2 separate regions of the Homo sapiens genome follow, and region 1 is linked to region 2. Evidence: chromatin contacts called from ENCODE Hi-C or POLR2A ChIA-PET data. All regions are on one chromosome and are shown on one strand. Each heading gives the region's core, a stretch centred on a gene start or an enhancer-like site at or near the end of the contact. The rest is flanking DNA. Distances are from core to core; before and after follow the strand shown. Region 1 overlaps LINC01317 (long intergenic non-protein coding RNA 1317). Region 2 holds the start of LINC01317 (long intergenic non-protein coding RNA 1317).

The links. Hi-C counts contacts between places; a loop is a spot of excess contacts on that map. ChIA-PET counts read pairs that join two places held with the same protein, here RNA polymerase II (POLR2A). Pooled maps may share reads with other maps.
Region 1: a loop to region 2 is called in a pooled map, with 3 times the contacts of the local background. The contact joins the enhancer-like site here to the promoter of LINC01317 in region 2. A Hi-C loop is called at or near these places in 1 of 168 maps with a recorded cell type or tissue (IMR-90) and 2 of 50 pooled maps. POLR2A ChIA-PET finds 5 or more read pairs at or near these places in 2 of 52 experiments (H1 and activated CD8-positive, alpha-beta memory T cell).

Annotation. Positions count from the first base shown.
Region 1 is chr2:33,783,835-33,787,053 of GRCh38, forward strand. All of the region lies in intron 1 of LINC01317 (long intergenic non-protein coding RNA 1317), which reads left to right. Among named protein-coding and RNA genes, the nearest start is that of LINC01317, 79 kb to the left of the region's middle. Within about 2 kb of position 1,522, at least 2 of the 41 ENCODE cell types and tissues checked have a DNase peak (open chromatin) inside an H3K27ac peak, as active enhancers do.
Region 2 is chr2:33,705,618-33,709,049 of GRCh38, forward strand. It overlaps LINC01317 (long intergenic non-protein coding RNA 1317), which reads left to right and starts at 1,269. Exons shown (of 7, transcript NR_126403.1): 1 at 1,269-1,336.

The DNA.
Region 1 (3,219 bases), core at 272-2,771, 78 kb after region 2:
AAACTATTTATCACTGATTGCTAACTGATGGTATCTTAGCATACTGTGAGTATGGCCCTTGGACAGTGTTTCAGATATCAGTGGGCAGGTGCTTTGTCACCAAAAGGAAAAGATTATGCATCAAATAAGATTGTAAAGTTCTGGGTTGAGCAACTTGAATGGGTTTCATTACTGCAGGACTTTTCAGAAACTTTAGTGTGTGTATGTAAATTAGGAATCATAAGAAGGGTATAGAGTGTTCAATGTTTTCCAAACTTTGACCATGGTAACAATTTTTTTTGAGTATCTTGAGGAACTAATGTTTGTCTTACACACTCTGAGAAATGCTGTTTCAGGTAAAACTCGTCTACGTGTATCTAAGCAACCTGTTAACATTGTACATCTGTAGTGGGTTGAATAGTGGCCCCCAAAAGATATGTCCAAATCCTAACCCCTAGTACTTGTGAATATGACCTCAATTCAAAATAGGGTTTTACAGATGTAGTGAGATTAAGAATTTCAAGATGAGATCACTCTGGCTTCAGGATGGGCCCTAAATTCAATGACTGTTCATATAAGAGATGAGAAAGGAGGAGACACAGAGACATACAGAAAGAAGGCCATGTGAAGAAGGAGGCAGATTAGAGTTATGCTACCAGAAGCCAAGGAACACCAGGAGCCACCAGAAGCTGGAAGAGGCCGAAAGAGATTCACTCTGAGAGCTTTTGGAGGGGACATGGCCCTACTAACACTCTGATTTTGGACTTCCGGTCTTCAGAATTGTGAAAGAATACATTTCTCTTGTTTTAAGCTCCCTGGTTTGTGGCAACATTGTCAGCTCTAGGAAACTGAATGCAACACTATCTCTAATTGTGGAGTGTGCTGACTCAGGCTTTGGCCTTTCATTACTGTAAAAAGACTAGGCATCTGTGAGCAGAGGGCAGATATTTTTGAGGTCAGAGCCTGATTCTACTTTTGATCACTGAAAATAAAATCTGTTTAATCTGAGGTGATTGGCTGAGGAGTGTAGTACATTAGAAGAAATAGCCATGATTCTCTCCAAAGACAGTTCTCTTCCTTTTTGGTCCTTTTCTGGTGTTTTCCTGTTTTGGTGAATGGTGACTGCATCTGTTCTGTCTCTTTCACTTTCCACACTTGATCAACCACAAATCCTGAAAATGTTAACTTCCAAATATGATTCCCATCCATCCTCTCATCTGCCACTTACTTGTTGCTTCTGAGTCCAGGCTTCATCACCTCTTGCTTGGGCTACTGGGATCCCCTGACCAGTCTCCCTGTATTTACTCTTGCTCCTCTCCAAAACATTTTACATGCAGGCGGAGCATGTTACATTTCTCCCACCTCCCCAGCTACCACTTAAAATACTACCATGATTTTTTACTTCTTTTAGATAAAGGAGAACATCCTTAATACAGGCTACAAAGCTTGCCATGTTATGGTCTCCACCGACTCCACAAACTTGTTTCTTCACAGCCTGCTTCCCTCTGCTGTCTTATTTGTAGTCATAGTAAATTTCTTTCAGTTCCTCAAAGACGCTTTGCTCAACTTGCTATACAGCCTTTGCTCATACTATTTCCTTTGTCTGAAACATCTTTCACTCCTGTCCTGTGACATAGCTAATTTTCACTCTTTTTTCAGATTCCAGCTCAGTCATCAGTTGCTCAAAGAAGTCTTCCCTGGATTTGATGATGATTAATTCTCCCTATAATATGGCTCTTTCCTGAACAGTTATCACAGTTGCACCTTTACATTTATTTGTGTGATTATTGCCTACTAAACTACATGTACATGAGAGGAGGGACCATGTCTGTTTTTGCCAATTGGCACAGAGTAAAGGTTCAGTAAGTAGTTGCTGAATGAATGAATGAACAACTAAATGACTGAATGACTGAATGAACAAAATCAATGAAGTAATGAAGAGAATGAACAAAGGTTGTTTCAACTGAAGATGTTGAAAGTTTAGTCCTTACAGGATTTGAGAATTATAAAATCTTACTTCCTCCAGAACCTGAAAGCATCAGTCACGGTTTTAAGTTACAAGCAAAAGAAACCAACTCTTATTAATTAAAGCAGAAAGGGGATTTGCTGAAATATGGTGGTGACTCACAGAATCTCTGATAAGTCTGGAAATCCAGGCTTGGAGGTTCTGTAGCCAGCACAGTGCTCACATTATGCATCAGAACACAGCCTGTGAAGATAGTGTTATTAGGTTGGTGCAAAAGTAATTGCAGTTTTGGCCATTGAAGGCAACGGTCAATTGAAAGCAATGGCCAAAACTGCAATTACTTTTGCAGCAACCTAATACTACCATACCAATGTTGAACAACGGGTGCTACTGATAGACTCATACCTGCTGCCGCCTCTGGAAGCCAAGTGCAGCTTCCATGCCTGCTGTTACTCTCACCAGAATAGCTTCTTTGCAATCCCTGCTTCTTCAAGCCACCTTCCCAAAGTCTGAGGGGGAATCTGGGAAGTGAGTGTCTGGCATTTTCAGTTTCACTCGTGAGCGGTGAGGTCAGTCTTATAAAGTTGGGGTATCTCCAGCCATCGTAACAGTGTGCAGATGTTGGAGAACACAAAGAATAATGGTTGTTCGCTGTAACCCACTTGGCTGTACAATGTTAACGTATCGTCTTTCCCCCTTATTAACATTAAACAATAAAAAATGTACCTGTCTAGTAATGTTAGCACCCCTCATCCAGGTGGTATGTGGTCAAGGCACAACAGTTACTATATCTAGCCCCAGAACCAGCATCTCTGGTTCCATTAGGTCATTCTTCAATATTCTGGACTAAATTCTAAAGCTTACTTCTATGACAGCACCATATATAAAAGAGTAGGAGAAAGGAAGAGAAAATAAGAGAAAAGAGTCTCATAAATAAATATCAGGGCTGCAAGCCTACAAAACTGTATTCCTTATTTCTAGAACTAACCCCAAGGCCATAGTTGATACTTTTTCTTTGTCTTCAGCCACCTCAGCTGGTCAGCATCCTTTATCAGCATTTTCCGTCTCTATCCCTGAGGGTTCTAAAACCTATCTGTGTGGGTTGCTGTTGTCTTCTAGTAAATTTTACCACTAAATATGGAACTATAATAAAGTCCCTCAGGGAAACTGTCCCCATACTGAAACAATAACACTGCTTGCCCTTGACAATCAGGATTACTCATCCTACTCAGCACCCTAATACTCCTTTTTTGCCTTTCCTCCTGACGAGCCCC
Region 2 (3,432 bases), core at 19-2,518:
AAAGCTTTTAATCTGCTTAGGTATTTTCTGGGATGAAAAGGTATATAAAGCTACTAACTTTGCAGAGGGGTTGATTTTCTTTTTTACTATCTAGCTGTCATTCTTCAAACAGCTTATTTAGGGAAAAAAATCAAATGTATTTCAGCCTCGTATATATGGTTGGCAGTCTGTCATAGCTTCTTAAAGTGATTTTCTGATTATATAGAAGATTGACATGAGAAATTCAAAATCAACATATCTTAAACTCATGCCGGTGAGTTTGAATGATGATATTAATCCATAAGAATCAATTTCTTCTGATTTGCTGTGCTTGGGTTTTACAACATAAGGAAAATGCATTTGGTGAAAACACTTCTTGCTTTGAGTGAAGAGTTATTCAAACCTTAATCAAGCAAGAGCCTAGACTAGGCACTTTCTCACATATGACCTTATTTATTTAATTCTCACAAGTATGGTGTGAGTTACAGATAATTCTGTATTACAGATGAGGAGAGTCAAGCTAAGCGAAGTTAAATATCTTCCTGAAGGCCACATGCTCTTAAGAGAATTGAAACACAAGTATTCTAACTTGAAAGTCACTGACTTTTCTGCTAGAACACTGTCCCTTCTGAACACAAATTGTCAGGAGGGTAAGATTATATCTCTTGTTGAGCTCATCATTGCTGTTCTCAATGGTCAATTTTAAAATGCAGCGCCCCCCAGGAAGGTTTCTGGAAGCATACTCTTGTTCTCTGTTAATTGGCAAACCAAGAGTTCTTCTTCAATTCATGGATGGCTTTGGTAGCTTTCACACTTGTGAACATAAACAGTTCACTCAGGTGTTGCTCTGATTTGCCCACTGTGTTTTCTCTCATTTTAAGTCAACCGGAAGACAAATAAATACTCATGACAAGTTGTTAACAGAGTGGAAACTGCTAATTAGAGGGTTTAACGGAAGTGGGTGAGTATGAAAATGTAGTAGTCTGTGGGAGTCCTCTGATTGTAGACCTCTGAGACTTGGCGGAGATTGGGGCCCGGCAGCTACATTTACAATACAAACGTTGTACATCTGCCCCTCTGATATGGTTTGGCTGTGTTCCCACACAAATCTCAACTTGAATTGTGTCTCCCAGAATTCCCACGTATTGTGGGAGGGACCCAGGAAGAGGTAAGTGAATCATGGGGGCTGGTCTTTCCCGTGCTATTCTCGTGATAGTGAATAAGTCTCACGAGCTCTGATGTGTTTATCAGGGGTTTCTGCTTTTGCTTCTTCCTCATTTTTCTCTTGCTGCCACCACGTAAGAAGTGCCTTTTGCCTCCCACCATTATTCTGAGGCCTCCTCAGCCATGTGGAACTGTAAGTCCAATTAAATCTTTTTTTGTTCCCAGTTTTGGGTATGTCTTTATCAGCTGTGTGAAAATGGACTAATAGACCCTCCTTTATTAGGGCCTAGTGAAAGGTAACCTTTCTACTATGATGGATTTCATAATTGTAAAATGGTTGCTAGTAAGGCATCACTTTTACAAATATGTTTTGTGTCTTGTCTATACTATTTTCCTAATGAAATCAGGGTGAGGCAGGCTTTTTGAGTGTCTCGGAAGGGCTTGGCACTGAAGGGGGCGATATTAAATAGGACATAGTCCCTGACTTCAAGGAAACGATAGTGCAGTTGAGCAGCAGAAATGGGCAGATGTTTACAATGATATGTACAACAATAAAAAGTGTACAGTATAGAGTAGAGGCACAAGAGGGTGTTAGGAACTCTGGGTATGAGGGCTAAGGAAGGCTTTCAGAAAAGGTGGCCTTAAAGAATAAAAAGGGATTTGCTAAGCAGAGAAAACTACAGGTTCAAAGGCAGGCAAGAGGATGTGAAACAGCATAACTCAAACGCCATGGGTCCAGGGTTGAATCAGGTCAGTGGAAGGGGTACACAGGAAGGCAGATGTTAGGTTGTGAAGAGACCTGTGGACCATGGAGCTCGGCCATTGTCTTCAAGGCCACTGAGTGCCACTGAAGGCCTTTAGCAAAGGATTGCCATGATCAGATTTGTGGTTAGGAAGCAATACTCAACAGTGTGGGTACAGATTTTAGAGTGACAAAACTAAAAGAATGGACACCAATTAGTACTTCATGTCATATTATCTTTAATTACAAATGGATTAAAAACACTGGCACTCTTTTTTTTTTTTTGAGATGGAGTCTTGCTCTGTCGCCCAGGCTGGAGTGCAGTGGCTCGATCTCGTCTCACTGCAAGCTCCACCTCCCAGGTTCATGCCATTCTCCTGCCTCAGCCTCCCGAGTAGCTGAGACTACAAGCGCCCACCACCACGCCTGGCTATTTTTTTGTATTTTTAGTAGGGGGTTTCACTGTGTTAGCCAGGATGGTCTCGATCTCCTGACCTCGTGATCTGCCTTCCTTGGCCTCCCAAAGTGCTGAGATTACAGGCGTGAGCCACTGCACCCAGCCAAAACACTGGCACTCTTAAATGATTTCTAAATTTGGTGATGGTGCTGCTGTTATATTTTATTTTTTTGATACAGACTCTTGCTCTGTAGTGCAGCCTGGGGTGCAGTGATGCAATCATGGCTCACTGCAGCCTCAAACTCCTGGGCTCAAGCTATCCTCCCGCCTTGGCCTCCTGAGTATCTGGACTATAGGTGTGTGACACCACACTCAGATGATTTTTTTTTCTTTTTCGATAGAGATGGGGTCTTGCTTTGTTGCTTAGGCCTGCTGTCATCGTTTAATGTTTATAAGTAACTAAATTGATCAACCTTGGTTTTAAGCTGGATGCCCCAGGGAAAGAGATGCTGAGATGGAAATCTGTGGAGAATCGCTCTCAAAATCAATACCTATAGGGCAGTGAAGAAAGCAGGACTGGGCAGAGAGAGGAGGTGGGCTGTGCTGCAATCAAGATAGAAGAATCAAGCCAGCCCATGGGGCACTAAGGACTTGGATGACTCTTGCGAGGGGTTGAATTTTTATAACTCTGTGGCCAGTCACTGGATGTGGTCTGCTTCCAGGGAGGTGGAGAGACTGTCTTAGGCTCTGGGCAATTCCTGGAGTGGGATTCAGCTAAAAGACATCAGCTGCGATAGTCTCGCAACTAGGGGAATGAATGCTTTATTCTATGAGAACTCAGCCGAGTGATCAGATGCAAGAGGGCATCCACTATCACTAAAGACATTAAAATCCCCCTGAGTACACTCTTGTAGCGTAATCACGTTCATGTACAGACTCTCTTAGGCCTTTGCACTTGCTTTTTCCTCTGCCTGGTTATTCTTTACCCGGATCTTTTATGCTGCTGAATTTTTTCTTGATACTTGGTTTTCACTTCTAATATCTCCACCGAGAAGGCTTTTCTGACTACCCTGTGTAATCAGCCACCACTCCTAACAGTCACTGTCTAGGACATCACCCTGTTTTCTTTTCTTTATATAGTGGAATAAGA